Regions from separate parts of the Homo sapiens genome. Here region 1 is linked to region 2. Evidence: read pairs that join two places in POLR2A ChIA-PET (ENCODE). Cell type or tissue: A673. All regions are shown on one strand.

The links. ChIA-PET counts read pairs that join two places held together with the same protein. Peaks named below come from ENCODE experiments on the same cell type or tissue, not always from the same donor. Only the 100,000 strongest peaks of a DNase experiment are listed, where the experiment ranks them.
Region 1: POLR2A ChIA-PET joins it to region 2 with 11 read pairs; 2 of 35 experiments call an interaction of 5 or more read pairs at or near these places.

What each region holds. Positions count from the first base shown.
Region 1 is chr3:78,327,015-78,332,014 of GRCh38, forward strand. No RefSeq gene overlaps it. Among named protein-coding and RNA genes, the nearest start is that of LINC02077, 280 kb to the left of the region's middle. In A673, no CTCF peak of the experiment used is centred here; no DNase peak of the experiment used is centred here.
Region 2 is chr3:79,000,001-79,005,000 of GRCh38, forward strand. The region is part of intron 3 of ROBO1 (roundabout guidance receptor 1); the gene reads right to left. Among named protein-coding and RNA genes, the nearest start is that of MIR3923, 510 kb to the right of the region's middle. In A673, no CTCF peak of the experiment used is centred here; a DNase peak (open chromatin) is centred at 3,101; H3K4me3 peaks cover 767 bases.

The sequences.
Region 1 (5,000 bases), 670 kb before region 2:
AATACCTTTCTCCACAACTCACTATTCCGTTCTCGATCTTAAAGATGCTTTCTTCACTATTCCCCTGCACCCCTCGTCCCAGCCTCTCTTTGCTTTCACTTAGACTGACCCTGACACCCATTAGGCTCAGCAAATTACCTAGGCTGTACTGCCGCAAGGCTTCATAGACAGCCCCCATTACTTCAGTCAAGCCCAAATTTCATCCTCATCTGTTACCTATCTCGGCATAATTCTCATAAAAACATACTTGCTTTCCCTGCTGATCATGTCCGATTAATCTCCCAAACCTCAATCCCTTACAAAACAACAACTTTCCTTCCTAGGCATAGTTAGTGTGGTCAGAATTCTTACACAAGAGCCAGGACTGCACCCTGTAGTCTTTCTGTGCAAACAACTTGACCTTACTGTTTTAGCCTAGCCCTCACGTCTGCGTGCAGTGGCTGCCACTGCTTTAATACTTTTAGAGGCCCTCAAAATCACAAACTCACTCTCTACAGTTCTCATAACTTCCAAAATCTATTTTCTTCCTCATACCTGACGCATACACTTTCTGCTCCCCGGCTCCTTCAGCTGTACTCACTCTTTGCTGAGTCTCCCACAATTACCATTGTTCCTGGCCCGGACTTCAATCCGGCCTCCCACATTATTCCTGATACCACACCTGACCCCCATGACTGTATCTCTCTGATCCACCTGACATTCATCTCATTTCCCCAAATCTCCTTCTTTCCTGTTCCTCACCCTGATCACACTTGATTTATTGATGGCGGTTTCCAATTTTAATTTTTAAGAGAGTGAATATTGATTAATATAATCTATATATATGTAAGCTCTATAGGGTTGTAGAGGAGGAAATATACAGTTCTGACTTTCTGTCACAGTCACCAGAGCTGTAGCGGAGAAAGTTTTCTCTCTTCCCTCTCTGAGTTCTTATCTGAACTGCCTGTAACAAAAGACAGATGAACAAAAGAAAAACAAACAGAAATGTATTAACATGCATACCTCCTGTATATACATAGGAGATACCCAAAGAAATGAGTAAATCTCCAAAAGGTGGTTTAGACTTCAGGCTTAAATACTATCTTCAGCTGGAACAGAAAGAGGAAACCAGTAATGGGGAGATGACCTAGAAAAGCACAGTTTAAAAAAAGTGAAGTTTGTTATGCAGATTTAAGTCAGCGCCTTAGCCATTAACAAAATTTTCTTGTGATTTACAACCATCTTTCTCTTTAGGAGATACTCTTACAAATGGATACTTCCTTCATAGATTTAGATTTCCTTATAAAAAAAATTCTACTCCGTTTTCAGAGCTTTTCCTTTGTCTGAAGTTTCTCAAAATAATCAACTTTAATTCTTAAGCCAAAAGAGGCATATTTTAATGTGGCGTACTCTGGTCTCCTACAGTCATATTTTGAGGTAGCATATTCTGTTCTCCTATAGTCTGCTAAATATTTTTTTTAAGAGTGTAAAGAGATCAGGAGGCAAAGAAGTTTGAAAACTGCCTAGCTAAAATATTATATAAAATGGGGCTTTTTTTTTTTTTTTTTTTTTTTTGAGACAGTCTTGCTCTGTCGCCCAGGCTGAAGTGCAGTGGCACGATCTCGGCTCACTGTGCAAGCTCCGCCTCCCAGGTTTCAAGCGATTCTCCTCCCTCAGCCTCATGAGTAGCTGGGATTACAGGCACGCACCACCACGCCTGGCTAATTTTTGTATTTTTTTTAGTAGAGACGGTGTTTCACCATGTTGGTCAGGCTGCACTCGAACTCCTGACCTTGTGATCCTCCCACCTTGGCCTCCCAAAGTGCTGAGATTACAGGCATGAGCCACTGCACTTGGCCACAAAGGGCTTTTTAAATGTGAAGTATCATATTCATAAAAACTGTTAAAATAAAAACTGAACTAGAATTAAGTCATTGGTAAATAGACTTGTATAATTAGCTGTTCCCTACTTTGTGTTCCAACCTATTTCACTACACATGTTTGTAATAAAACCTGTTCTTACATAGGATTAAGAAGACGGGTCTGGCTTGGCACAGCAGCTCACACCTGTAATCCCAGCACTTTGGGAGGCTAAGGCAGGTGGATCACCTGGCCTGGCCAACATGGCGAAACCCCATCTCTGCTAAAAATACAAAAATTAGCTGGGCGTGGTGGTGGGTGCCTGTAATCTCAGCTACTCAGGAGGCTGAGGCAGAAGAATTGCTTTAACCTGGGAAGCGGAGGTGGCAGTGAGCCGAGATTACACCAATGCACTCCAGCCTGAATGACAAGAGCAAGACTCTGTCTCAAAAAGAAAAAAAAAAAAAAAAAACAGGGGTCTGATGGCCTATTTACATGCATTTAAGAAATAATGAAACAACATTAAATTATGGCAGAGGAGTGTAAATGAAATTCATGTCTACATAATCAACCCAAAGCTACCATATTATTAAGGATGTGAAGAGTACTGGTATTCTGACACTTTTTTTTCCCAAGGGAAATACCATATTAGTGGCATATCAGTCCCTGTCAGACACTTAAAGAAGTTAAGGGTTGAGGTATGGGGGTACTCATTCTCTTCCCCTCTTGCTCTGGGAGCTGGGGGACATTGGTTTAGGAAACTAAGTATTCCTACCTGTACTTTTGAATCCTAAGACAGTAAAGCAAAGGCAGAGAGACAAACAGAAAATTCACAGCAGTCGTGGCAGGGTTGAAAATGTTGTGGGCTAGTAAGCATCTGCCCTACAGTAGTGGCAGCAGCTGTGGTGGCAAATGAGAGTCCACTGTTGGTGGTTCTAGTGTCAAAGACATGATCTTGCCTCTGTTTTCATCAGTCTAGTCTCTGTTGGTTCAAGTCCAAATTCTGAGTCTGATTCTGGAGCCTTCCCATGATACTGCAATTACCTTATCCTTCCAGTTAAATTATCTGCTTATTTCACCAGAATTGGGAATTTCGTTGTTTGCTACCCAGAACCCAACAAATACTGGCTGCTGAATTAGACAGATTTGGGCATTCAGTTCCAGTTTCACTATGTTCAAGCTATGTGAACTTAGCCAAATTGTTTCACCTCCTAAAAATGTAAAAATAATAATAATTGTCTCTTTAGTTTTGGTTTATTGATCTGTATATTAAAGTTATTGTTATGAAGATCAAATGAGATAATGCATATAAAAACAGTACAGCATCTGCTTGGAATACATTTGAAATATAATCAGAGAAAAGTACATTTCACAAATAAAATTACTCTAAGATTAATATGAGTGAATATAGACAAGACTTTACTCTTACATTTTTTCAATATTTTTTTTTCCTGAGAAACATGTAGAGTTTAACAAAAAATAACCATTAACTTTTCTATCATATTCCTCTAATCCATTTCTGTTGCTGTATCAAATCATCATTCCTTCTTTCTACTTAGAGCTCATTCAATACTGTTTTTTAAAGTAGTGATATTGGTATTTTGGATGGGACAAGTGTTTATTGTACACGGCTGCCCCAAGCATAGCATAATCATCACTGATTATTGCCCATTGATATGGTTTGAATATATGTCTCCACTAAATATCATGCTGAATTGTAATCCCCAATGTTGGAAGTGGGGCCTGGGGGGAGGTAGGGATCATGGGTAGGGATCCCTCTTGGTGTGGTGCTATCCTTGCAATAGTGATTTCTTGTGAGATCTGGTTAATGCAAAGTGTGGCACCTCCCCCCGCCCAACCACCACTCTCTCTTGCTCCTGCTCCCTCCATCTGAGATACCTGCTCCCCCTTTGTCTTACGTCATTATTGAAATCCTCTTGAGGCCTCCCCAGAAGCCGATGCCAGCACTATGCTTCCTGTACAACTTGTGGAATTGTGAGCCAATTAAACCTCTTATAAATTACTCAGTCTCAGGTATTTATTTACAGCAATGCAGGAATGTCCTAACAGGCCCACGTACGAGCCAAGGAAAAGTTTATCTCCATCCTCTAGAAGTTCACTGAAAATGAACTAACAAAAAGTGGATTATAGGAGAAAAAGGCATAGGAAATTTATTTTAATATGCATATGGATATGAGAGCTATACACAAAGTGAGAGACTCAATGAGGTGTCAAATGATTGAGGCTTAAATATTCTTTTCATAGGGGAGAAATGTATGGACCCAGAAAGCAGACATTATTTTGAAAATGATTCTCTATGGAAGTTAGATGGGAAGGTTATGGGAAGGTGAGAGGCAGAACTGCACAGGAACAAAAATTGTCTTATTATGGAGAAAAAGTCCTCCAGGTAATCTCTGGGAGCTTCCTCACAAGAATAAATACAAAGTCTGTTTGGGTGTGGTGATGACTTCTAGTCTCATCTCTTCTGTGGTGGTTAATCTTTCCTGGTTAATTGATGATGTTCCTCTTTTATTTCTATAAAAAAATACATGAGGCTGGGCACAGCGGCTCACGCCTATAATCCCAGCACTTTGGGAGGCCTAGGTGGGTGGATACCTGAGGTCAGGAGTTTGAGACCAGCCTGGCCAACATGGTGAAACCCTGTATCTACTAAAAATATAAAAAATTAGCCAGGCTTGGTGGTGGGTGCCTGTAATACCAGCTACTCTGGAGGCGGAAGCAGGAGAGTCACTTGAACCTGGGAGGTGGAGGTTGCAGTGAGCCGAGGTCACGACACTGCACTCCAGCCTGGGTGATGAGAGTGAAACTCTGTCTCAAAGAAAGAAAAAAAAGAAAATAATACACCTGAGACTTTGTGATTTATAAAGGAAAAAGGTAATTGGCTTATGGTTCTGCAGGCTTACAAGCCGCGGCTTCTGGGGAGGCGTCAGGGAGCTTTTACTCATGACCGAAGGCAAAGTGGGAGCAGACACATTACATAACCAGAGCAGGAACGACAGAGAGTGTGGCAGAGGAGCCACATACTTTAAACATCCAGAATTGGAGAGAACTCACTCACAGCCCACTACCACAAGGCTACCACCAAGCCATCTGAGATCCACCTCCCGACTCAAACACCTCCCAGTAGGCCCCACCTCCCA
Region 2 (5,000 bases):
TTATTCATATGCCTTCCTCAATTATTAGACAATGTGAACTGTATTAATTCGTTCCCATGCTGCTATGAAGACCTACCTGAGACTGGGTAACTTATAAAGGAAAGAGGTTTAATGGATTCACAGCTCAGCATGGCTGAGGTGGCCTCAGGAAACTTACAACCATGGTGGAAGGGAAGGCAAATACATCCTTCACATGGCAGCAGCAAGGAGAAGTGCACAGCAAAAGAGGAAAAGCCCCTTAGAAAACCATCAGATCTCTTTGATGGGGTTGTTTTTTTCTTGTAAATTTGTTTAAGTTCCTTGTAGATTCTGGGTAGTAGACCTTTGTCAGATGGATAGATTGCAAAAATTTTCTCCCATTCTGGAGCTAGCATGTTTACTCTGATGATAGTTTCTTTTGCTGAGCAGAAGCTCTTTAATTAGATCCCATTTATCAAACAACCCCATCAAAAAGTGGGCAAAGGATATGAACAGACACTTTTCAAAAGAAGATATTTATGTGGCCAATAAACATATGAAAAAAAGCTCATCATCACTGGTCATTAGAGAAATGCAAATCAAAACCACAATGAGATACCATCTCACACCAGTTAGAATGGCGATCATTAAAAAGTCAGGAAAGAACAGATGCTGGAGAGAATGTGGAGAAATAGGAACACTTTTACACTGTTGGGAGTGTAAATTACTTCAACGATTGTGGAAGACAGTGTGGTGATTCCTCAAGGATCTAGAACCAGAAATACCATTTGACCCAGCCATCCCATTACTGGGTATATACCCAAAGGATTATAAATCATTCTACTATAAAGACACATGCACACGTATGTTTACTGCAGCACTATTTACAATAGCAAATACTTGGAACTAACCCAAATGCCCATCAATGATAGACTGGATAAAGAAAATGTGGCACGTATACACCATGGAATACTATGCAGCCATATGAAAGAACAAGTACATGTCCTTTGCAGGGACATGGATGGAGCTGGAAACCATCGTTCTCAGCAAACTAACACAGGAACAGAAAACCAAACACCGCATGTTCTCACTCATAAGTGGGAGCTGAACAATGAGAACACATGGACACAGGAAGGGGAACATCACACACCGGGGCCTGTCAGGGGGTCGGGGGAAAGGGGAGGGAGAGCATTAGGACAAATACCTAATGCATGCAGGGCTTAAAATCTAGATGACAGGTTGACAGGTGCAGCAAACCACCATGGCACATGTATACCTATGTAACAAACCTGCATGTTCAGCACATGTACCCCAGAATGAAAAGTAAAATTAAATAAATAAATAAAACCATCAGATCTCATGAGAACTCACTCACTATCATGAGAACAGCATGGAAATAACTGCCCCCATGTTTCAACCACCTCCCACCAGATCCCTCCCACGACACATGGGGATTATGGGAACTACAATTCAAGATGAGATTTGGGTAGGGACACAGCCAAACCGTATCGTGAACTTTGTGTGTAGTGACCATAACTAATTTTGTTTTCATATCATCACTGCCCAGAAATCTTTGACTTATGGCAGGTACCCAGTAAAGGTTATATAAATTATCCTAAAGAATAGAAGAGAGTTTCACTGTACTTTTTCTGCCCATCTATATATGAGTTAGTTTCTGTAAGATACTAGGCAATTTTTAAAAAATTATTTTAACAATAATTTGAGGTTCTCAAATTGTCTAGATGTTTCTCAGCAATCTCAAATATAGAGCTTATCACTATAATTTCCTAAAAGAAGCAATTCAACATTTAAATGTGTCTCTTTAATAATACTGAAGGCAACCTCACTGTGAGCTCTTTACTATTACATTTATGGAAAAAATAATCAATATTAAGGATAAGCAAAATATTAGATAACATAAACTTATTTAATTTTCAGTTTGGAGGAGAATGTATTATTTTTTCTTAGAAATGCTTTTTTTTAGAAAGTTAAAATGATCAGTTTAGAATTTCATTCAATCAACAAACAGTTATGGAGCTCCCACTATGTGCTAGGTGGTGTGGTAACTATTTGGATACTTTAGTTCTGTAAAATAGCCATGGGTCATCCCACACAGTGACAAGAGACTATAGATATTTACAGGAGAATCTGTAAGTAAGGAATTCAAGGAAGGCCTCCCTGATAAACTGACCATGAGCACATGTGAAGCAAGTGGCAATGACAGGCATACATGAAATGCTGGCCTGGAATGAAATAGACAATATGAAGGGGGATATGTCACACTCAAGTTGGCAGCATTGGAAATTAGGCTGCTCTTTTGGTCATGGAACCTACACCTCTCCCTACCTTCTTCAAATTTCTTCCAGTATTACTATTTCTAATTGGTACTTAATTAGCATTAAGTATCAATAGTCCAATATTTTGCTGCTTTCTTGGAAATATATGTTCATATGAAGAGATAAAATTAAATAATACCTATAAGAAATTTGTGTGTTTTGCATTTAATCTATCCCTCATTTACAGATAAGGAAGATTTAGAAAAGCTAAATATAATCAATTTCACAGTTCACCAGTGATAGTGTCAAAATTAGAGTACAGCCAGCCAGACACACAAAATGTGATAATTATTTATTAAATGAATGAATGACTCTAGAGGCCAAGCTGCTAACCACCACATTACTCCATAAATACTATGAATTTCCCAGGCTTATGTCAATTGCTAACCTGAAAATCATGTTCTTAAGCCACAGTATTAATACTTTCAATTTCATCTTTGCTTTCTTGAGGGTGTAACTTAATTAGTAGAGAAGGAAGTTGGAAACAGTGTCTCGGGATTCAAAAACATTTTCAACAAGTGAAGTTTGCAGCTAATACTTCACCTGTCTTTAGAACTCCCCTCTCTCAATGTGGCCCACTGTATTGCTCCAGGACTCAAAAGGGCCTCATTTTTCTCCATCTTCCACATTTCTCAGTCCCTGTGCCCATCCCACACTCCACATGAAAACCTCGATTCCCCAATGCTAAAGAGCTGAGCTCCAAGTAAAGGAAGATCTATAATCTGATTAAAATAATCACAGTAATTGTAAATCTCTTAATCCTCTTAGAAGCATTAACATTTTTTTAAATGTGGGAGTGGGGAAGCAAGCTGATATAGCCTCTAATTGTTGGCATTTTTGTACAGCATAAACATTATTATATTTTCCTTTGCTGGGATAGAAATGGCCATCACATTGACATGGCAATCTGCCCAGAAATCTGTCTCCAAACTGTCAAATTAACGCTGAATTTTCCTTGACAATGCTCATGCCTTCTCTGCTTTTGTTTGCTGTTTTGAAATCACCGGGAGGGGAGATTAAATTATTTTTAAATTTGGGGTTTGGAAATCAGGGTCTACACCCAGAACTAACATAAACTAGTTTCTTTAAAGAAAAATAAAGCAAAACAAAACAAACAAAACTTGATAAAGACTACTTAATTAGGAAAATAATAATAGAAACAATGCAACAATTCATACTAAATAGAAGTCAAAACATGCCGAACACTCTTTCAAGTACTTTACATATGTCAACTTATTTAGTTTTCACAGTAACCCCATCAAGTAGATACTCATATTATCTCAATTTTAATGATAAGGAAAGCAGCAAAAAAAAGAAAGCACACAAAGAAATTGTACGCATTTTACTGTGAAACATAATGAAAAATAAAAATTTCTATTGACATAATCCATTCAAGTTGACATGGCTAGTTGGTAATGAAGCAGGATTTCAAACCTAGGTATTTTAACCCGGAAGCCTTATAACCTATGCTCTACTGAAAAGCACACTGAGGAGGAAAAACTCATTGACAAATAATCCAGCTCACTGTGTTATTCCTAGGTTAAAAACTACAGCACTTCAATTCTGGAAGAGACTAAAATATCCACTGGTTCAATTCCTGCATATTACAGATGAAAAACCACATACCCATGGCATGGTGAAAAACTATTTAATGGCAGATTCGAAGCCAGCAACAACCTACTCTAAATCCAAGACATGTTTTTCTCCTGCACTATACCATAATCAGTCTATAGAAAACCCATAGAAAAATCCACAAACTCCAAGCCAAGGTAGACATCCAAAGTCCTTAGCAACCTATTTTGTGAGATCCAGTACAAATATAACTGTTGAGTGCCCCCATTTATAAATTACTTCTGAATTTGGTGCTATACAACATTTCTACCACAAGTTGTTCCAAGACTTTTGATTTTTTTTTAAACATGGGGATGTAAATTTGCGATATTTGGCAATTTTGGTATTTCTTCTTTCATGTGTTCATTTTTCTGTTTTTAAAATAACAATTTGCTCAAAAATCAGAAGACATATTCATCCCTTCTATAACTCCTGTCAAAGCAAAGTCAAGAAATTCATACTCCAATTTTATTCCCTAAATCACTTATTAATTCACAGAATGACATATGTGCAGGTTGTAAGTATTTAACTAGACACAGACTCTCGTAGTTTGAAAGGAGATACAGATGAGTGTATGCAATATGGCATGACTGTGGGCAAAGACAGTATGTAGAGGATGCTAGAGAAACATAAGAAATACATCAAATCTATCCTGGGTAGGTGAATGGGACAGCTAAGGTTTACCGGAAGATGAGACACCTGTATTGATTCATTAGGACAAACAGGAATTGGGATGGAAAACAGGGGAGGGAAAAGGACAGACAGGAAAGGATATAGACAGTGTATCCCCAAATAGAGGAAGCAGATGTTAGAAAAGCCAGAGGAGTAAGAGTGTATTCGTGTGGTTAAAATTGGTGCCCTAATTAGGCATGTGTGCAATGTAAGCAAATCAATAATTCCAACATATCCAAATACAAGGTGCTGTCTCATAAGAAAATGAATTAAACATTCTATTTCTATGGTTCACAAAGAAGAAAAGGTCTTTGTAAGGAAATAAGGAGAAGAAATAGAGTTACGGTCCCAGGGACCATAAAAATCATCAAAGCTCAGACAAATTAGCCAATATATTCTCACTACATTCTTCTAAAGGCTGCA